2 separate regions of the Mus musculus genome follow, and region 1 is linked to region 2. The links are chromatin loops, found by intact Hi-C in ENCODE. Cell type or tissue: heart. All regions are shown on one strand. Each heading gives the region's core, and the rest is flanking DNA. Links, peaks and the distances in the headings are about the cores only.

Region 1 (11,540 bases), core at 1,957-9,956, 73 kb after region 2:
TGGGAAGCACTGACTGGGGTTTGTACAGCATTCCTGACAGGGTAATCAGTTTTTAAGGACTCTTCTTATGGCTGTGGTATAGAAATTTTAGAGGATGCAGGCAAAGAAAAGAACACAATGAGGGGTGGAGAGACTGAGAGGAGAAAGGAAAGGGGAAAAGAAGATACCAAAATTTAAGTGCTAGATTCAACAGGAGCCCTCAGGGTTATTATATGTTAGTACAACATTGACTAGCTGCAAGCTACCAGCAGTCTTGATTCTGAAGAGTGACTTTGCCCACCTTACAGGTATCTCAGAGTAATGACACATGTCTAGTAGCTAGGACCCCATCTTCTGGTGAGCAGAAGATGGGAACTTTCTAGAAGGTAGAAGCATTTAGGCAGACAGAGGAGGAGAAGACATGTGAGTGAGGCCAGAGACCCAGGTGCTCAGTCTGCGTGGCTAAATTACCCTACAAGAAGCCAGCTCTCATTTCCTTCCCTACCTGTTTTCCTTTCTCTTTGTTCTAAGTTCTCATCTTCTTCATGTTCTTGGCACACAGCACATCTGCCCATGTGTGAAGCTTCCACAACAGGTTTGTGTACCTGAACATTCAGTCCCCAGATAGTGGTGCTATTTGGAGACAGATGAACCTCTTGGAGGTGGGGCTTATCTAGCAATCATTGGAACTTGGGAACCAGGGTTGTTTTCTGGTTCAGCAAGATGTAACAAGTCACACCCAGGTCCTGCCTTTATCTTGTCCCTGTGTTAATGGACAGTATCCCTTAGATGGTTAATCTAAATTCGTCCCTCTCTACTTCATTTTTTGATTGTTTGGTTGGTTGATTGGTTTGCTTTGTTTCTCTGTATCTACTTCCAAGTATCTTTCAAAGTCAGTTGAAATGTTTCCCTTTTTATATATGTTTTATTTTATGTGAGTGCATTTTGCCTGCATGTATGTATGTAGACCACATGCATGTTTGGTGCCACAGAGGTCAGAAGAGTGCATCAGATACCCAGAAGTGGAGCTATGGATGGCTGTGAATAACTGTGTGGATGCTGGAAATCCAGCCCAGATCCTGTACAAGAGCAACGAGTGCTCTTAGCCATGGAGCCATCACTCCAGCCCCAGCTTCTTCCCTTTCTCTGTAAACTTAGTGCTCTGTGCAGATACCAGTAACAGAACGAGTTCTGTCTGTCCGTGAAGGGTATGCTTATCAAAGACAAACAACTTTACTATTCCTAACTCCCACTAATTTCCTAAAGTCTAATTTTCTACTGCAAATTCCATGGAAGCATTGCTGTTTGCCTTGAAACCTAAAATAAACAAACTAGCAAACAACAACCCTCTGAGTTTGCCCATAAATTGGCAAGTTAGAGGTGGGAGAGTGTTGCAAGCTATGTTTGCAGAAGAGCTTGGGTTGTCATGCCCGAGGCGTATCCTCCAGGCATGTAAGAATGGCAGGCATATTTTTGTCTTTTGTTTCATCTCTGGTATTAACTGCTTAGAAAAGTAGTCAGGGCTGAGGTGTGTCACATGGGGAAACGAGGGCGGTCACACAGCTGTCTGCTCTGGAGCTGATCTTGTCTGTGCTCAGGCCAGACAGGAGGCTGCATTATGCTTCAGGATCTTGCACGGCCTGTCTACACACGGATGATGCAATGCCTGGCACACAGTTGAGTTCTTCTGGAATGCTATGTCCAGGGAAAACTCCTTGCTTGCTCATATACTAGGTGCCCCTGCTAATCAAATGACACAGGCATCATCCCATGATGCCCAGCTCCAGGGTAAAGTGTGGCCATCATATCTCAGAAATCCAAAACATGCTATTATTGGCTTTAGTTTTCTGGGGCTGCCTATTAATGCCGGCTGGCCTCTTACAAACATCTTGCCTTCCTTTCAGTTACAAACAGTAGCAAGTTAAAAACAAAAGCATCTAAGCAGATATAGCATGACACTAAAGGCAAGCTAAAGCAATGGGACCAGTAAGAGGTTAGCAAGAAAAGGTGACACCAAGCCTGAAGACTAGGGCTTGATCCCTGGAAGCCATGTGGTAGAAATTTAGAACTGAATCCCACAAGTTGTCCTCTGACCTTCAGATGAATACTGCCACAAACATATACCACATGTACACATGAAGATAACATTTGGAAATGACTTTGAAGGAAGAGGGAATTCCAACTTGCAAAGATTCTCTGGGCGGAGGATTGTTCAGGACTGAGAGAAAGGCTTTGGTTAGTTTCCTATGATGGAGTTAGGGGACATGTCAGGGAGACCCCAAAGCTGTGTCCTTATAATAACAGGTGACCACTAAATCCAACTCCAAGGAGGACTGGTCTGTGGACCTCAGAGTAAGCATCATTGGCTCAGTCAAAGGGAGGTTGAGCATTTCCACTGCCTCACTGCCTTCTCTGCTCAGTGGTCAGCCCCTCCTTCAAGTGAGAACTGAACACAGCTTTGCAGATATCAGTTGGTTGAGCCCCAAATCACTCACCTGCCCAGGCACTGCCTCCCTGTTCTTCCCTGGACACTACTAGGACATGCCAACCCTGCCCACCCTTCATACTAATCACACCAGCCAGGAAAGCTGCCATGATGGCAGAAGCGATGGCTTCAAGACCTTCAGGAAGGAGTGGATCCTGCCCAGAGAAGAGTAAGTATCCCAGGAGCCATAGAGCCAGAACCCCAGAAGCAGAAACCTGGGTCTAGCTTCCAATCTATACAACAGGACCAACAAGGTGGCCATTTTGTTTAAAAAGTAGAGAATGGCTGTAATAAAGTCTAGAAAACAGACATGTTCTTCAACAGGTGCTATGTAAGTAACAGGATGACAAATCCATATCACATGGGGTGGGGGGGTCGTGTCAGTGCCATATTGTCACCAAAATACCAACACTGCACACCAGAATATGAAGTACAACCCATCTGCTTGGATGTTTTAATATACACATGAGAACATGCAATGAAAGCATCTAAAAATCCACTGGATGCCTGACAGAGACCACAGGCAAGAGTGGGGGATGGGATTGCTTATCTATTTATACTATAGGGGTTTTTATTTTGTACATATGACCTCACTTTCACTGTTAAAAATACTATACTATAAAATGTAAAAACACACTACTTAGAATAGAGGGTTTAGGCGATATAGCTACACCCTAGGGTTGGTACAGTTTAAACCAAAAAGGAACCTTGGATTTCCATGGCCACATTTCAGATTTGTGCACACAAAATGGAAATGTATTTAAAACATTGTTTTGGGGGTGTGCTGATTTGCTTTTTCTTGGGGGGAGTGGAGAACTCTCAGTAAAGCCCCTAATTGAACAGGCTTAGAGGAAAGAGTGAGTCACCCACGAGCTACCGAGCAGCACCAGCGTGGGCAGAGCTGCCTGATAACAACTGACAGACACTAGGTCACCCAGCAGGGCAGTGACAACCGCGATACTGTGCCTCTGCGCTCAGACTGATGGGTAAGAGGTTGTGCAACGGTCCTGGCCACTCAAGCAGGCTTTAGGATGCTCCACACTTCTCCACCCTGTCTCCTGGCACGCACAGGAGATCACATGAACTGAGCAGGCATGCTCACACACTGCTGGAAGGTCCTGACCCAAACCCCAAACCCCACTAGAGTCTTCCCCATCACCCTCTGAATCATAGGTGTTACCATGACTGGCCTGGAAAACCCATCAAACAAGAGAGGGGACAGAGCAGCAGGGGAGGAAAGTGTGGCTAACCTCCCCACAGCAGGGCAGCATGTCACACAGTTCCCTGAGTGATACAGCGACATGTCTTGCACGTGCTTAGGCAGATGTCAGTCCTGTCCCTCAACGTATGACTGTGGCTGAGATTTCTGTAGCAGTTGCTCTCTGATGTCACTAGGCAGTTTCATGGCAATCACTAGGGACATTTGTCCCATTTCAGGGCCACTGAATCAGACTTCCTGGCAAAGTAATAGCTTCCATATTTTCCCCACTCTTACTAAATTATTTTTTGGGTAAAACTTTCCTGAGCTTGCCCGTCTGCCTCGTGGTGGAAAGGTCCTGTTTCTGCACTAAGTTGTAACTCTAGGCTCCCAGCACACAGGGTGTCCATGGAAGTGGCACAAAGCATTCCTGGGTCAGGGCATGCATCACTGTAAGACCCTCTGCTCCTCTGCTGACAGGAGGGCTTCTATGAGGAGTGATAGCTCAAAATCAAAGCAGCCAGGACTTCCAGGTTCTGGGACAAAGGCTGTCCCTGGAGCTTGTCTGTGGCACTCTGTGAACAAGCCCTTGAAATGTGAAGGCTGTCACTGGCCTTGTAACCTGGCTGATGGCAAATGCATGGCTCTGGTATGCAGCCAGAGTTACAAATCATTCCTGTTGTCATCCATGCCATACAACAAAATCTATAGCGACCTGTTCTTTTGCTTTTGTTTTGTTTGGGTTGTTTGTTTGTTTGTTTGTTTGTTTGAGACAAAGTCTCACTATACAGCCCTGGTTGTCCTGGAACTCACTCTGTAGACCAGGCTGGCCTGGAACTCACTCTGTAGACCAGGCTGGTTGTCCTGGAACTCACTCTGTAGACCAGGCTGGTATAGAGACCCACAGGCCTCTGCTTCTGAGTCTTACCTGGCTTGTAATGAAAACTTTGACTGAAAAATACTGAAAGTAAAAAACAGTATGAGACCATATCAAACACCAGGAATAAATTTTAAAATAGTATTTTTAAAAAAGAAATTCAAAATGGTGGGGGGGGGGAAGGAAAAGAAGAAAGAATAGAAAGCCAGGTGCTTGAAGCAAGAGTTTCTTTGATCATCTACACAACACATGTCTGTGAGTATCCAGTGTGTGTAGAAGTCACAGGACAGAAGTCCTACTGCTGTGAATTGTAGAAGGCAATCCTTCTCAAGAAGCAGAGGCTCACTGGAGCTGAGCACAGCAACAGCTGCTGGCTAACAGAGAGATATCAGGTTCTCCTGTGCAGGAGTCCACTGTGGGCCAGAAGGTCCTCCGCTAGCAGCTGTCTGAAAGCCAAGGCGGGGAATTCCGTTGCCATTGCCAAGGCCACACTGATGGAAACAGTGACCTCCAGAGGCCAGTCAGATTGGCAGTGGTCAGAAGCTGTCCAGCCATGCTGAGGTGGGCTTCCGGGCTAGGGTCTGAGGAATTCATGGCTCACAAAGTGTGTGCACCCCACCAGAGATTCATCCCCTGCACATTTGGGGTTTATTTTTTCATCACCTTTCATGAAGCAACTGAGGTTTGGAACTATACATGGAGGCCAAGGTGTATCACTCTCAGTTCCTGTACTCAAGAGAGTTACATTTGACTGGGAAACCTACACACAGGTAAATGGCAGTGCCATGGTTTTGATGTTGATGCCAGTTATGCTATACAGAGCTGGAGTGATGGAGGCATGTGGATATGGGTAAAGATGAGTGGCAAGCTAAGGTCAGCAGAATATGTGACCCGGGCAGGTTAGGCTCTTAGCGTAACAAAAATGAAAACAGGACCATGTTAGACCAACCAGCACTGGGCAAGAAGGGTGGAGGCAGATTCCATGTTAGAACTCAGAAGCCACACCTTCCCTAATTAGATGGGTAATTGTTAACAGCAATCTGGGTTATGTGCTCTCATGTAATTCCTTCATTACGATTCCTGTAGTTCGGCCTGAAGCTTGGGTCTTCCTTGTCTCATTTGATTTTCATGGAAGTCTCTCGAAGTACACAGAACTTGTGTTTTAAAAAATTTCCTTAGCTGGGCTTGGTGGCGCACGCCTTTAATCCCAGCACTTGGGAGGCAGAGGCAGGCGGATTTCTTGAGTTCGAGGCCAGCCTGGTCTACAGAGTGAGTTCCAGGACAGCCAGGGCTACACAGAGAAACCCTGTCTTGAAAAACAAAAAACAAAAAACAAACACAAAAAAATTCCTCAAAGCTTTGTGACTAAGTGTGTCTAGTACAACAGAGCTCACACAGTTTTCGCTATAATCATTTCTGGTACAGCTTTCTTAGGTTAAAAGAGATACATAGCCACTTCAGTCTTTCTCTTTCCTAGTCTCTAGAAGTCCTTGAGATAAAAAGAGTGGTGACCATTCCTTATGAAAATGGAGGTCTAGATTGCAGAGAATCGGTCTCAAGCTAAGGAACACTAGACACCTTCAAAAGTCCAAGAGACAAGGAACACTGTCTGTCCCTTAAGACCCACAAAGAGTGTGGCTTTTATTTTATACTTGTAACTTCCAAAACTGGGAGAGAATAAATAGCTAGTGTCTGAATTCACTTAGTTTGTAACCAATTGGTCGAAGGCATAAGAAACCAATATACCCCCAAGTGTTGTTAACCCTACTTTTCTGAAAGATGAAGTCACTCTGGGGAAAGTCTATATGCCTGTAGTTCTGCCTGGAGCTTGGGTCCTACCTTATCTCATTTGATTTTCACAGTCTCATTGCCTAGAATCAGATGGGTCTCTGCAACATACAAAACTCAGAGTACAGAAAGGATGCTGAAATCCTTAGCTGCCACACTGTGTGTGCTTTAGATCACAGGGGCCCAGCAATGGAGGCAGGAAGAGCGGGAAGGAACAAGGAAGATGTCCCTGACTGCTGGGAGTGAGGAGACAGGAGCTTCCAGATGCTCATAGTGTCAATGGTTCCCCAATTTTCCTCATGACAGAGTTGAATTCTATCAAGAAGCACATACTGAATGATGCTATTTTCCAGTCTCCTATGAGTATCCACTGAAGTATATCAAAATTAGCTCAGTGGGATTTCTTCTTTTTCCTTTGTACTGGAGATTGACCTTGGGGCCTCACGTATAGGGAAGCACCCTACCACTGAGCTACATTCCCAGATGGTTGCGTGAGGTCCCCATGGTGATCCTTTAAAAGCTGATGCAGCATGAACACTCTTGAAGAAGGAAGCTTAGTGTTAGGATAGTTGGGCCAAAAACACAGACTATCCCTAAATTTCCACCATGCAGTCTGTCTACCTACTTTAGGATGCTCACACTTGGGCTGCCTTTTAGCAAATACAAAAATCCTAATTTGTTCAACCTGTTCTTTTTGGAGAACTAAAATGAACTACTTCTCAGTAAAAGATATAACAACAGCTCCAAGCTATTCATGGTTTTTAGAAATCTTGTGTTGTTGTTGATGATGTTGCTGTTATGGTGTTGGTGATGTTGGTGGTGGTGATGGTAGTGTGTGTGTGTGTGTGTGTGAGAGAGAGAGAGAGGGGGGGGGAGAGAGAGAACATATGAAGTACAACCATCTTGAACTTCCACTTTGTTTGAAATAATATCTCCCTCTGTCATGGCATACATGAGGCTAGCTGGCCTTTAAGTTCCCAGGAATTCTCCTGTCTCTACTTCCCATCTCACAGTAGGAGTGCTGGGATTTCAGATGCACACTATCATAATTATATCTGGCTCTATGTGAGTTCTGGAGCTCTAACCTCAGGTCTTCATGCTTACAAGTCAAGTATTCTCCCCACAAAACCATTTCTCCTGTCCAAGTTCACAACTGATGCCAATGGGAAAGAAACTTGAAAGTTGCTGTTCATCCAAGACCAAGGACTAATGAAATAAAGCCCCTCCCTTTGCTCTGTGGAATCCTGTCTGCCACCTTCCACCTTCCTGTTGCCTCTATCAGCCTTTCTTTGGACAGATGAACATCCTAGGCCCTCCACCTAGAGACTATGCAAACGATGCCCTACCAATGGGCTGCTCTGACCACAGTAAGACGAGCTTTCTCTAGTACCCCCTCCAATGCTGAGGCTTTGACAGAGAACAGCCAGCATCATAATCAAGCGCACCTCACATCCACAGGCAGCCCTGCATTCCACTGGGAAGAAGATGCACGCGCAGTGCTTGCCTAACGAGGTCTGTGGTAAAAACTCTGGCTTTTAAGATGACCCACTCAACCCCATTAATGACCAGGCTTTACCACTGAAGCACAGTCACGCCTTAATTAAGTTCTTTATGAGGCCCAGCAGGCCTGGCATAGATGGGTCAGGATGCTGACAGTGATGCCAGGCAAATCAAAGGAGCCGGTGTCCCCATTCCACCCAGTGAAGAGGGAGAGGAGAACAGAGAGACAATGTTTCTAAATAAAACACACGTCTGAAATCCTACACGTTCTAGGGAACATTAGTGGTTGGCACGCCAAGCTGTATTTTTGAACACTGTGACCAAGCACAGGTTTGACTTTGGCCTTCCAAATGTCTTGGCATTGCTGAAACCTGGATACTCACCCTCTTTTCTCCTATTATCTTTTCCTTTGCAATTTTTCTTATCCAAAGTGGAAAAAGCCAGGGTAGCTGCATAGATAGAGCAACTTGTTTTGACTCCAGAAACTTGGGATGTCTGGCTTTTGGCCTGCTACACATGGTATGGCCACCAACAAGTGTCTGTGTTGTGAGAGGGGATTCATAGGTTGGGCTCTTCACCTCCGTCCTCCTTTGGCTTTGGAGGTAATGGGTGAGAGGGAAGGAGAACAGATGGCCTCTATGTATGAAGAGGAACCCAGTCCGGTGAGAAAGGAAACAGACTGGATCCACACAGGGCTGTAGGAGAAAACTTTATAAACAAGGAGTTGGCATTTGCAAAATATGGAGGGGAGTCTGAGAAAAGGGTCATCTTTTCTCTTGCTCTTGCAGAGGATCTGAGTTTGGTTCCCAGCACCCATGTGGGAAGCTCTCTACTGCCTATAACTCTAACTCCAAGGAATCCAAAGCAAATGGCCTCTGATGGCACCTGTACATGCATGTGTGCATTCACAGACACACATTTTTAAAAATCTATTTTTGAAAATACAGAGAGAGCAAATAAAATTAAATACAGAACCCTCCTAAAAAAAATCCCATATGCACACTCTCATTCCTAGGTCTTCTAAGCCTTCAATTTCAAGGCTGATGGGAACCTCTCTAGAACTGGAAAACTAGGTAGAATTTTTTTTATTTGGTTTCAAAAATAAAATCTGATGTTCAACTGATGTTAGAGATTCATTTCAGTTCCATCTTTAGCCATGTTTAGAAAAACAATACATAGTGTGACACATTCAACACCACACAGCAAGCAGAATCTAGAAGTCTAGATTGTTTTTCAAGATTGCTCCACTGTGGTGGAACATTGGGCACATGGCTTCTTGGATCTTCTGAGTGCTAAACATTCGTCTGAGTACCCAAACAATGGCCTGCCAAGATGGAATCTGTCCATCCTGATAAAGGGACTTGTTTTTACTTTAAAGATACAATGAGATACTGCCACTGAAACAGTTCTGTGGAAAGAAAAGTTATTCAATATATGTTGACGGGCATTCTCCTCTGTTGCCATGGTGCTTGAGTGAGTCCAGAGTGTGACAGATGGGCTCATATATGTCTTTCCACCATGGCCTGGATATGTTCTGGAGACTACAGTCAAATCTATCAACTACAAAGATACTCCTTAGTAACTATCCCTGAGTCACCTACCATGGTTCCCTTCAGTAAGCACCATGGATTAATCTGCATTCCCCTTTCAAGAGATAGCCATAGCTCTTCTCATAGATGACCCTCTGTAAAAAGTAAAGCCTTGAAACCCTGCTATCATCAATGTGACATCACCTGTGCCAGCTGCTTCCAAAGCCAGGAACTCACTTCTATTGAGCTAAAACTGATGTGGGGCTGCCCCACTCAGATCTGGTCCACAGAAATGGCTTCTACGTGTCTAGTTTCTTTTTCACCTAAGAATTCTCATCTATGGCATTGCTCTTTATTAAAAGCAACTTTTTCTTATTGAAGAGATTCACAAAGAGACCCCCCCCTTTTCATTTTGTACACAGTTTTGTGGAAATTTAGTCATGAGCATTTACGTTATTTGGAGGTTTTAAGCAAACTCAGGAAGTCAATGTGACCCCAGACCATTGTGTGGGAGGTCGGTTTGGCCACTGACCATTCAGGACCATTTTCAACTTTTCTCTGAGAAGGTGGCAGGTGAGATAAAATGCACTCTTGAAGACTTTTCTAGAAAGTTTATGACATTAAGATCTCTCCCTTCCTTTAATGCTAGCTTTAGCTTGGGAAGAAATGGTCAACATTTCCAAGAAATAGGTTGCATGGAAAAAGGAAGCATGGGCCTTGGGATCCAAGCCAGGTGTCTGCTGAAGCCATGCGCCTACTAAATCACAGCAAGTAGTCAGCCTCAGAGCCTCCTTCCTGGTTGAAACAATGGGAATAATGACATCCATGGACAGATGTGGATTTAAGAGTCCCTAATACAAGTCCTGGGTCAAAAAACAAAACAAAACAAAACAAAACAAAACAAAACCCACAACAGCTTCCTGGCCACATCACACTCCATGTATATATTCTGAATAGTCTAATGCCCTATAGCTGTTCACACTGGCCATTTTCCAGTGCCTTCTCTCTCTGGCAGCAAAGCTCTAATTAATGTCTTGTCCATTAGTTAAAGACCACTCCCATGATGGAGAGAAGTTAGAGGACAAGAGTGTATCAAATACTTTCTTTGGAAATAATCCAACAAAAACTTTCAGTACAAAGCTCAAGGAAAAAAAAAAACTCTTTGTCCACCAAATTGGCAGAATCCTCACTAGTTTTTTTTTTTTTTTTTTTTTTTTTTTAGAAGACTGGACATGACTGCCACAATTGTGTTAGAACAGTGGGAAGTTGAATACCAAAGCCAACTGGATCTTAGGTCTTTCCTCTAGACAAAGAGAGCTGGCTCCAGAAGATTTATTGGCAGACTCCATGCCATTCCTGAATTTAAGCATATAAGCTAATCTTTAGTAAACAGAAAGTAGATGTTGAATATAATGGGTTCTGGGTATCAAGAAAGGAGTATAAATTCAGTTGCCAGATCTACAGCACTGAGAACCACGAAGTCAAAAGCACACAGTCACAGTTTACAAAGCCAGCAGGTGGCTTCAGAAGGAGACCATGGAACAAGTAAGATGTCAGAGACATTGAGCCCTGGAGAGGAGGGATGCTCTCTGCTAAACTTAAAAGCCAGAGATATTCCAGCACCATCTTCACCAAATGTGTCGTTGAGTCCCTGCATTGAGAAGGCATTGGCCTTTGGGATGAAGGGACCAAATGGATCAGTGAATCAAATGGCTCAACAGAGGACACATTTCTGAGTAGACTCACAGGAAACTCTTTATGACCACTTCTGTTATAATCACCCTTGTTTTACATCTTACATCACGAAAGGAAAACAAGACTGTATACAGCCTGGTAAATACAGCACATTCCCAAAACACCACTAAGAAAACAGCTCTGACACTTAGTTCTTGAATTCTCACAAGTTTGCCTTTGTTTTTTGTTTTTAACAGAGTCCCAAAATCCTCTAGAAGCTGCCAAGGAAAAGCTACTATTCAAAACACCTGGTTGTGGATATCTCTTAACAGGCAAGAACAGCAGGTGGCTCAGTGAGAATATAGAGAGATGGGAATTTCTCTCATAAGTTACAGACACACCTGGGTTAGGGATCCTTCAGCAGAAGTGAAACCTGCCTTTCCACTTCCATCATAGCCACCTAACGAACACAACCAACACAACCTCCCTGACCCAGAGTTGCCAAGAGGT
Region 2 (11,540 bases), core at 1,771-9,770:
ACAGTGCTGTCAGGAGTCCACGGAAGCCTGCCTGGCTCAGAACATTCCTGGATACCACCCTCAGAACACTCATGGGCAGTACTTATGCACATTCTCCCTGAGGGAAAGTGCTTCAAGCTCTCTTCTGGGGTTCAGGGACTTTCCTTCTGTAGTAGCAGAAACTCTTGACAAAGAAAATCATCTCAACGTTGTATAGCAAACATTTTTCAAGAGAATGGAGAAAACAGAGAGCTGGATATTGAGGAGATGCTGAGGTCCCAAGGAAACATCCCTAGTCTAGAGTGCAGAGACAGCACGCGACTGGCACTCACTGGACACCACCAGTTCCTCTGATTGCCACCTACTCAAGACTGCCATATGGGGGAGAACCAGCCTATTTCCTTTACCCTAGAGGGAACTAAAGCTCAAAGTGGTCCAGCCCTCCTCCACCCCTCTTTCCACAAGCCCCTGGACTCAGCGACTCCAGCAGCCTGCCTCTAGAGGAGTCCCCACTAGGGTGGCCTCAGCAGATGGCGCCCCCAAGTGGCTGGAAGTGGAGATCTTTCTGGCAATGGCTGAGAACATTCCAGCAAATGAAATAGATCAATACTCCAGGACTTGGTATTTTCTGCCTAGGAATGGGAAACTAACTCAAAAAAGCCAAAAGCCGTGCTAGGGCAGACACAGAACTAAGAAAAAAAGCTGGAATAAAGAGAGGACTACCAGGAGAGGGGCACTGGATAGGCACCCAGCTATACAGCCTACCGAGAAGCCTGCGGCCTCGACACTTGACAAAAGAACCCCATAAGACCCCCCAGCAAGTCTCGCAGGGTCCACACCACTGTGTCAGTCGCAGGAAAGCACTGGAATCTCCAGTGTTCTGGCCATCTCTATACAGAATGCGCATGTCATGACCTGAATTTCGAAATGTTCCTACAGGCTCACTCAGTCCCCAGGTGGTGGTACTACTCTGGGAAGTTCTGGAAACTTGGTTGTGTGGCTCTTGTGGAAAAGCAGATCGCTGGGGTATGCCTTTGCAGGATGTAACTGGTTCCCTGTCCTGTCCAGTCTCATTCTGCTTCTCTCCCCCAGGATCCCATAGTCCGAGGCCCACGACAAGCACCCACAGACTGCACTTATGCAACTATGAGACCAACTACACCATGCTCCCTCAAGTTGTTCTAAGGAATTTTGGGTCCCTGATCCTTGATTGACAAATAATTACTATAGCACACACAAGTTCAGGTTCATGCTAAGAAGAACAAAAAACCCTCTTTCTGGTTGGCTGAAATGTAGAGACAGCTGTGGGATTCACACCCATGGAGCTGGCAAAATATGGTGAGATCTTGAAGAGAAAAAAATGTGCTCTCCGGGGCTCCCCGAAGAAAGTCTCATCAGCTAAGCAGATAACCCGAGGCACCAAGGTCTCCCTTTACCTTGTAGGTACCTCTACCCTGAGCAGAAGAGCAGCCCAATGGCCTCTCCCACTGCCTAGATCCACATCTGCAGCAGCAGCATAAGCTTAGGCGAAAACAGAGCAGTGTGGCCCAAGACACAGGACGGACAACAGGGAGCCAGCCACAGTTTCTCCAGGACATTAACGCCAGGTGGGGTTGTCTCCATCTTCAAGCTGAACGGGGGGAGGGGGGTGGGGGGGTGGGGGGGTGGGGTGTGTGTGTGTGTGCTCTGGCCTACTTCTGCTACTGCTCCCCTTTCTTTAGCTCATACACAACACTGACACAGAACAGGGCAGGAGAGCAAGGGCAAGATAAGGATCGAGGCTGGAGTGTGTCTGTGCCTTCTGACAAACACCCACAGCTCGAAACCTGTGGGTTTCTAGAAAGTGCCACACTGCAGACTACAGGGGGCAGCAGAGGGCAGGGAGTGACATGGCCCTTGCTGTTCACTTTTGTCCCCCATTTACAGGGAGCAAAGGGAGGCACTCCTGACTAGGGAGAGGCAGGAACCCAGACTCCCCATTTTTAACAAAGAAAGAGGAAAGAGAAGGGACAGTTTCTGGGTAAAACTGGGTCTGAGACTGAAGACTTGGAAAGAGTTTGCAGAGGGTGACACATGCTGTGGCTGTGACTGAGGGAGACACATGCTGTGACTATTGTTCTGGGAGGTGCACAGGAAAGCAATGGGACCGGGATTACAGTGCTGATTGCTGTCTTCTGCACAGTCCTAAAGTCAACAAAGTGTTTTTATTTCACACAAAAAAATAATTATAATTCCTTTACTGTATATTACACACATGCACGCACACATCTATCTCATATAAAGGACTCAAGCAGACCATAAAACAACCTTCAAAGCACTGCACTTGAAAGAACCAGCTACATTTAAGGATGCAGGGGAAAAAAACCTGAAAACCATTCTTGTAAAGTCCCAAGTTCAGTGAGAACCATCACTAAGAGAATCATGAAGACAACATAGAAAGGAGAAGGGTGGCCAGCGCCTGTGCCACCAAGTCACAGGAGACAGGGCAGGCCAGTGAGCGAGTCTCAGGAGACAGGGAAGGCCAGTGAGAGAGTCTCAGGAGACAGGGCAGGCCAGTGAGTCTCAGGAGACAGGGCAGGCCAGTGAGTCTCAGGAGACAGGGCAGGCCAGTGAGCGAGTCTCAGGAGACAGGGCAGGCCAGTGAGTCTCAGGAGACAGGGCAGGCCAGTGAGTCTCAGGAGACAGGGCAGGCCAGTGAGCGAGTCTCAGGAGACAGGGCAGGCCAGTGAGTCTCAGGAGACAGGGCAGGCCAGTGAGAGAGTCTCAGGAGGCAGGGCAGGCCAGTGAGTCTCAGGAGACAGGGCAGGCCAGTGAGCGAGTCTCAGGAGACAGGGCAGGCCAGTGAGTCTCAGGAGACAGGGCAGGCCAGTGAGTCTCAGGAGACAGGGCAGGCCAGTGAGCGAGTCTCAGGAGACAGGGCAGGCCAAAACGTGCTGCAGGCGACTTAGCATGTGTGCATAATGGAACTGACTCCCCAACCACCAGAGAGCCAGCAAAGCTCCAAGAATTCCACAGTAACTTTTCCTTCCTCCCTCCTTGCACTTCTCCAGCCAACTTGTATCCAAACTCACCTTCAGGTTCAAACACAAGACATTCTGCAGTTAAGTTATGGAAGACCCAATTTGTCCAAAACTGCCTTCCCTTCCTCTGTAGGAATACTTTATAAGCATGCACATATTTCATAATAGTGAGAAAATATAAGCACTTTTTATAGCCTAGCCTTGGATGGAACTAAAGTGATTTTCGTAGCAGTTCGGCCAGGTTAACTCACAAGGACTCCTCTGCACCGGCCTGGGCCGTAGAGCCCACCTCTCTGTAACACTTGCTCTTTGCTAGGATGGGCACAGGCGTTATCTACAGGAGCCTCTAACACACCCCAGATACTTTACCACCAACTGAGAGAGGAGTTTCAGGAGATGATGCTCCTTCTCAGTCCCACAAACTGGACAAGACGCCACCAGGACAGCTCTGTCTCTACAAGGAGACAAGCAACATTCTGTCCGTAGCAGCAGTAGGAACTGGGATTTGTGGCCTGCAGCCAGAGAAACAAAAAAAAGTTGGCAAGCGTGGTCAGGGAAGAGTGTGTGACAACATAGCCAGACACAGGCGACCAAGACCAGGAGTATATCCAGGGAAACCGACAGTATGGAACTGAGTGGTGTGTGAGGTTTCACTCCTGTGCCAGAAGTCACTTCCAAAGAAAACTTGTACATACCTAACAGAAGTCTGACAGCCGTCCCATGAATGTAAAAGAACGGCACAAGAGGCGCTCAGTGGTACCTCAAAGATTAAAGAGAGAGAAAGGACTAAATTCTTTAAATACTTCTGTCACCTAAGACAAACTGCCTCAGACACATAGAAATTAGTTACAAATTTGTATCTTGGGCACACAGGACTTTAAAAGTGAAAGGGGATGTTGCTGTAATTACCTCATCCTTTTTCTTTTTTTCTTTTTCTTTTTTTTCTTTTTTCTTTTGGTTTTTCAAGACAGGGTTTCTGTGTGTAGCCTTGGCTGTCCTGGAACTCACTCTGTAGACCAGGCTGGCCTCAAACTCAGAAATCTGCCTGCCTCTGCCTCCCAAGTGCTGGGATCAAAGGCGTGCGTGCACCCTGACTTCCCTGAGAGACAACTATGCCTCTCTGTCAACACACTCCTAACACGTGCAAAGCATAGGCTCTCCATACAAAGCAAGGTGCACCTTCATTTGTGCTTGCCTGGTTTTTTCCATATTCTGGACTTCTGCACCTGGGGTAGAGCACAGGGAAGGCCAGGGCTTTTTCCTTACAGTGCCAGTTAGAGAAGCGTAAGATGCCAGCTTCCTGTTTAGCAGTGATGTCAGTCACCTGTGTTATTCTGCTGGGTGCTATGTAGCTCTCGTGACTGCAGACGTGACTTCTCTGTGAAACGCTAGGGATCTGGGGAAACCCACGGAGACTGTACACACGGCATCGTGTACACACCATACTCCTCTTCAGCTTGCTTCATTCATTGCTATGAGCTGGAAGCACCGGTCCCACTGGGATTCCCAGGACAGCTGTGATGGCTCGAGCCTAAAATGTTCCTCGCTCCCCAACTGCTGATGCTATGTGGGGTAGTAGACTCTCTGGGGGTGGGCAATGAGTAGAAACAAGTCATGAGGGTCAGGCTTTTGGAGGTCACAGCCAAGGCCTCTAGTATAGGCCAGGCCACCCTGTGTTTCCTTGTCTACCATGGTGTAAGAGCCACAGCCACAGGCTCCCACCACAACAGGCTCCGATGGGCTGAGGTTCCTCTGAAACCATCAGCCAAAACAAATCGTTCATCCTTTCAGTCATCTCTGTCAGGGAATTTGTTCACAGCAATAGAAAGTAACCGGTCCACACTGCATCCAATCAAAGAAACCTGTGAACTACTGCCATTATTCTGTGTCTTACAAATGAACTCAGAGCATTTAAATAATAGTCTAATCAATACTTAGCTAGTTTATGATTCAAGATATATATATATGTATATATGTATATGTATATATATATCGCATATGACTGGAGAGGGGAAAAAAACAGACAGACCTGTGGCTGGATCATGTCTGTATAATTAGACTCCAAGGTTAGCCAATTTACATAGAACACACAAGACGGCCAGAATCAACTCGAGAAAGCCAATGCTGAGCTGAGATGCAAGTTCATAAAAAGGTATCATTTAAACCACTCAGGTAGGCTGGACGGATGGCTCAGTGGCTAAGAGTGCTCGCCGAGGAAGCATGAGAAGCTGTGTTCAAATGTGCACACCCACATAGAAAGCTGAGCATGATCACGTGGGCCTGTAACCGGAGGTCTGCGGGGGACAGGAGGAGGAGGGCAAGAGGTCCAGGGAATAAGGAAGAGAGCGATAGGGCTTGCCCCATCTCAAGGGAATAAGAAGTGATCAAGCCAAACACTACACGCCCTTGGTGTGTACTCGGACGTGTGCATAGACACACACACACACACACACACACACACACACACACACACTCTCACACATGCACTACAGAGCCAGCAAAATTTGTTGCTAACAGCTGGCACACACAGACCTTACCCAAGCACCCAGGCCTCTGTGTAGTGTCAGAAAGGCAGTGGGGAGTCTCTGCATGGAGCTCACATGGTAGAAAGAGATGTCTGTCTGTCACAACTGAAACATATGCGACATATGAGAGCCAGGGAGTAAATCCTTTCAGCAATGCAGACTGGCCAAGCTTATAGTAGGGGGATTGTGTTGGTGGCCCTGGGCTTTGTTTTTAGAGGGTAGTTGGAGAAGCTGGCACAGACCCACAGTGGGCATGCAACACATAGAGACTGCAAGAGGGAGATGGGGGAAGTTAGCTCAAGAATAATGTAAAAGAAACAAGTGGTGTGACAACTTCCAAACATGCCTTTAAGAGCAGGTTGTTAGAAGCATTCTGAAAGTCCAGTAAATGTGCCCAAGGTTAAGTTAGCATGCAGGGGGAATCAGGTCAGGCCTTCCCTGAGGAGAGCTTCTAGGATCTCTTTTCTTTGCTGTTGCTTTCTAAAAACAAAACAAATAAACACAAACAATTATATTCAATAGGCACTTGGTTTTCTTTTCCTTTCTAACAGGTTACATAACTAACTTTTTTCATTTTAGGCATGAAACGAGTTGCCTGAGTTTGGCCCCCAAGAACACATAGGAAAAAAATCCCAGAGACAGTAGTTGGTGCTCATACCCCCAGTGCAGGGGAGGTAGAGACAAGAGGACCCCTGGGGGCTCGCAGGCCAGCCAGCTTAGCCTACTTGCCAAGTTCTAGACCAGTGACAAACTCCCCACTCCACTCCCCTGTCACACACACAAACCAAAGAAAAGGCAGCTCTGGTTATCACTTCTCAGCCAGCAGGGGGCAGGATGCTGGCTTCTTGAGTCTCGTGCTGCATTTTTTTTAGTGTACACATGATTAGTAATTCCTTACCTACTTACTAGTTTTATCTTTTAAAACTCTCCAGCAAATCCACTGCCATAAAGACAGTTCTTGAGAAATATGGACTTAATACTTAGAAATGCCCCAACCTGAAGCAAGACTCGGCTTAGCTGACGCCATCATTTCTCCCTCAAGGATATCCTCTAAAAGCCAGCTTTCATAATTCCTGATACAAAGAAACCTTCTGTGGATAAGCCCTTGAGCATCTCCACCCCGTACTGTCAGAGATTATAAGTGAAAGGAACCTATGGGGACTGTCACCATTAAGAGGACAGTGTCATGAGACTCCTGCAAAGCCAAGGACATGCTACACAGATCACATGGGTTTCACAGACAGATTCAAACATTCAAGTGGCAAGTGCTGTTCTTAAGGAGTCCGGTACGGAAAGGGGACTCGAAAGCTTTTCATCTAACATCCAAATGCGGTGTGACCCACCCCAAGATCCTGTGCCTACACTACACCAGCCAGAGCCTGGGGTCTGACGTACCAGGGAGTGTCTCTCCTAACTAGTATTAGTTCAGTGTCCTCACAGAGTGAAGCTGATCTTAGGAGAGGTGCCTTCTGGTCACATGTGACCGACCCAGCTGTTTTTGCTGTGGGAAATAAATACCTTAACTGTGTTCCCTTGGTTCTTAAAGAGGAATTGACTTTCTGCTCTCCTAGTCACTCCCATGTATGCACAGGGAGCAAATGGAGTGTTCAGGAGAGGAAGGAAGTCCTAGGAGGGGGAAGAATGCTGGGGGCAATGGTCCAAGGACGCGGGAAAGAGGAACAGCCAGTCCTTCCCACCCAGGCCCATCTCAGCAGTCAGGGATCCCACTCATGGCCTGAGTCTGAGTGGAGACTTGATTAGTGGAAACTTGCAGCACTCAACATTCATGCCAAATACCATCAACTGTGTCCACCTGCACTTCATCTCCCTCCCTTCACAGCTGGTGGCTCCACCCACTACCAAGCCAGAGCCAGGCTTCTGCCCTTGCTTCTGGGTTCAAACACTGAACCGGTACAACCTTCTATCTTGCAAATGACTGCCTGGTGCGGACAGAGAGGAGCAGCCTGGGAGCTCTCAGGAATCCCAGGTTAGACCAAGTGTGAAGTAGATGTTAACACTTAGAGGAAAACTTTCAAAGCCACTCTAACTTCCTAATAAAGTTTATGTAAAGCAGCTAACTGAACGTAGACAGAAAAGATGGCTCAAAAATGAAAGTAAGTCAGACAGTCTCTCTCTTTCTCTCTCTCTTCTGTGTGTGTGTGTGTGTGTGTGTGTGTGTGTGTCTGTCTGTCTGTCTGTCAAGACCTTTAGCTTTAAAATTAAAAGTATACTAGGCAGTGGTGACGCACACCTCGGGAGGCTGAAGCAGGAAAACCTTTGTGAGTTGGAAGGTAGCCTGGTCTACAGAGCATGTTTTGTGAGTTGGAAGGTAGCCTGGTCTACAGAGTATGTTTCGGGACAGCCAGGGCTCCACAGAGAAACACTGTTTCAAAACCACACAAGCAAAAGCAGAAGAAGCAGTTACTCTGCCCCACATCTGTAATCTCAGCACCACATCTGTAATCTCAGCCCCACATCTGTAATCTCAGCCCCACATCTGTAATCTCAGCCCCACATCTGTAATCTCAGCCCCACATCTGTAATCTCAGCACCACATCTGTAATCTCAGCCCCACATCTGTAATCTCAGCCCCACATCTGTAATCTCAGCACCACATCTGTAATCTCAGCACCACATCTGTAATCTCAGCACCACATCTGTAATCTCAGCACCACATCTGTAATCTCAGCACCACATCTGTAATCTCAGCACCACATCTGTAATCTCAGCACCACATCTGTAATCTCAGCACCACATCTGTAATCTCAGCACCACATCTGTAATCTCAGCACCACATCTGTAATCTCAGCACCACATCTGTAATCTCAGCACCACATCTGTAATCTCAGCACCACATCTGTAATCTCAGCACCACATCTGTAATCTCAGCACCACATCTGTAATCTCAGCACCACATCTGTAATCTCAGCACCACATCTGTAATCTCAGCACCACATCTGTAATCTCAGCACCACATCTGTAATCTCAGCACCAGAGGAGAGCAGGCAAGAGGCTAGGAAATTTGAGGCTGACCTAGGCTACATGAAACTGTGTCGCAAAAAAAGCCAGAAAGGGGGTGGGGTGGGGGTAGAGACAGACAGAGGTGGGAATCACTGATTTCCAAAGGATGGGAAACAATTTCACAAGGCAAGGATAACAAGCAGTCTTCTATCTCTACCGGCTGAAAAGTAACGCAGTCAGCCAGAAGGCAAGGGGTAGCCCCAGGCACTGCCAAGCGTGACAGCTAGAGCCCAAGACTCAGGAGACTTCAGTGAAATCATGTCAACAGGTTACTACAAACCTGGACATGACACCTCAATTTACGAACAACAACCTAAAAATGGGCAGCGCTGAGCCAACGAGATGGTTCAGAGGGCAAAAACATCTGCTAAGCACACCAAATGACCACAACTGGCTCCCCAGATCCCAGATCCCATGGTGGAAGGCGACCTGACTCCCTACAGTGCCCACTAGTATGAAAGAGGGATGCGTGCTCCTAGACACACACGCACACACACACTTTTTAAATGTAGAGTTTTAAGTCTGAGATTAGAAAAAAAAAAAAAAAAAGGGGCACAGAACTAAAGAGCCCTGAGCCTGCTGATAGGGAGCATAGGTTCTGAAGGGCTCCAGAGTGACTGCCTTCTCTCAAAGAGTAGCCTGGGGCCCTTTCCAGACAGAGGCAGTAACTAACACCATAGGCTGTGTGGCTTTCTACTCTACTTTCTCCAGATTTATACAAAACAGCCATTCAAGCTTTGGAGGTTACTTTAAAAAAAATGTATTAGATATCACATATATAATGTGAGGCAAATATATTAATGTTATTCAAGATAAATACTTTTTAAATTTCAAAGCTTTAATTTCTTTTAAAATGACAGTAGAAATAAATCATAAATAAAAGATGTTTGGGAAGCGTGCAAGAGAGCAGAGGCTGAGAGCAGCTGCTCTGGAGAACTGCTTGCACAAAGGCTGCCCTGAGCTGATGCATCATGACACAGCAGCTAAAAGACTGCGAGGAGCAGTCACGCTGACAGAGCTCTACCCCCAAGTAGCACAATGAGGGTCAGGAAGGGGCTCAGGGGTAAAGGCCCCTGAAGCACCAGCCTGAGGACATGGGGGTGGAGATGGAAAAACTGCCTACTCCCTGGCCCTGCCCCGTAGAGCATAGCATAAGAGAAGCCTGCCTGAACAAGGTGAATGCATGTGCCTGTCTGCACATGCATGCACACACATGTTCTCACCCCCCCCCAAGCAAGAGCATAGAAACATCCCCAAGGCATATTAAATGAATAATTTGCAACACAATGCATATATTTAAATCTTTAATATTTTCCCATTTATTTACTTTGTATGTATTTTCATGTGTGTGTGTGTGTGTGTGTGTGTGTGTGTGTGTGTGTGTGTGTTCTCTCCTTCTACCATGAAGGTTCAGGGGACTGAACCTTGGCTTTCAGGTTTGGCAGCTTCCTTACCCAGTGAGCTGCCTTTCTGGCACTGTTTAAATCTTATGTTAAAATGCTATCAGAGTAACACACACACACACACACACACACACACACACACACACACAGGAGGGGGAGGGTTTAGTTTTCCCTTTATGACTGGATCATTAACAAACACAGCCCAATGCACACAGACACACAGCCTTTGACAAACTACATTTAACATTGATGTTGAATAGTTATTTCCTGAACCCTTTCCTGCTAGAGGGAAATCAGGAGGCAAGGAAGACTGGCAAGAAAGTTGCACGGACCACCTGCCCTGCCCTGAGAGCTCTCACAGTGAACACCACAGGGAGACTCTTCTTAGAACTCCTACAAGCTGGGCTGGCGTCTTAGCTGCTGTTCTCCTGCCACCATGACAAAGCACCGTTTATAAAGGAAAGCATTACCAGGGAGCTTGCTAGCTCCTCTGTGGTCATCACTGCAGGAAGCAGATGGCATGGTGCTGAAGCAATAGCTGAGAGCTTCACCTCCTGACTCACAGGCAGCAGGCAGAGAAAACCTGACTGGGCCTGATGGGGGGCCCACCCCAGTGACACACCTCCTAATCCTTCCCAAACAGTTCCATCAGCTGGGGACCAGGGAGCCTTTGTCATTCACACCACTATAGACCAGGAAGGAAGGTTCTGTCCCCTGTGCAGGGTTCAGCCCCGGTCTCTGGAGGGAACAAATCTGTTGCACCTCCCTAGGACAACTTGGAAAACCATCTGAACAGCCATGGCACAGCGGAAGGCATGCCTGCTGGGTCTGACACCAAGGACACAGGGGGACAGTCACACTGCCCTGACAACTGCCTGCCTCAGCGGCAGCCCCAGGACACATACTGACAACCCAGGCAGAATCTGCACCGTGTGCCAGGACAGAACCTAGCACCTCCCCCACCCCTCCCAGTACCCACATGCAGCCCCTTCTACAATGTGCTAGACATTCCCATCGATCATTAATTAAGAAAATGTCCTACGGCCTGGCCCACAGCCTGATTTTCTTTCTTTTTTTCTTCTTTTTTCTTTTTTATTAGATATTTATATATATATATACATTTCAAATGCTATCCCGAAAGTTCCCTATACCCTCCCCCCCCCCCGCCCTGCTCCCCTACCCACCCACTCCCGCTTCTTGGCCCTGGCATTCCCCTGTACTGGGGCATATAAAGTTTGCAATACCAAGGGGCTTCTCTTCCCAGTGATGGCCGACTAGGCCATCTTCTGCTACATATGCAGCTCTGGGGGTACTGGTTAGTTCATATTGTTGTTCCACCTATAGGGTTGCAGACCCCTTCAGCTCCTTGGGTGCTTTCTCTAGCTTCTCCATTGGGAGCCCTGTATTCCATCTTATGACTGTGAGCATCCACTTCTGTATTTGCCAGGCACTCGCATAGCCTCATACGAGACAGCTATACCACGGCCCCTTCAGCAAAATCTTTCTGACATATGCAATAGTGTCTGGGTTTGATGACTAATTATGGGATGGATCCCCAGGTGGGGTAGTCTCTGGATATTCCATCCTTTCGT

What was found. Hi-C counts contacts between places; a loop is a spot of excess contacts. Peaks named below come from ENCODE experiments on the same cell type or tissue, not always from the same donor. Only the 100,000 strongest peaks of a DNase experiment are listed, where the experiment ranks them.
Region 1: it touches region 2 in a loop (2.5-fold over the local background); 10 of 42 quality-filtered maps call a loop at or near these places.

The regions. Positions count from the first base shown.
Region 1 is chr9:15,100,360-15,111,899 of GRCm38, forward strand. All of the region lies in intron 1 of Hephl1 (hephaestin-like 1), which reads right to left. Among named protein-coding and RNA genes, the nearest start is that of Hephl1, 6.0 kb to the right of the region's middle. In heart, for the core only: a CTCF peak has its summit at 5,046; no DNase peak of the experiment used is centred there; H3K27ac peaks cover 1,479 bases.
Region 2 is chr9:15,027,420-15,038,959 of GRCm38, forward strand. The region is part of intron 1 of Panx1 (pannexin 1); the gene reads right to left. Among named protein-coding and RNA genes, the nearest start is that of Panx1, 12 kb to the right of the region's middle. In heart, for the core only: CTCF peaks have their summits at 1,851 (motif pointing right) and 6,350 (motif pointing right); DNase peaks (open chromatin) are centred at 3,522 and 7,242; H3K27ac peaks cover 185 bases.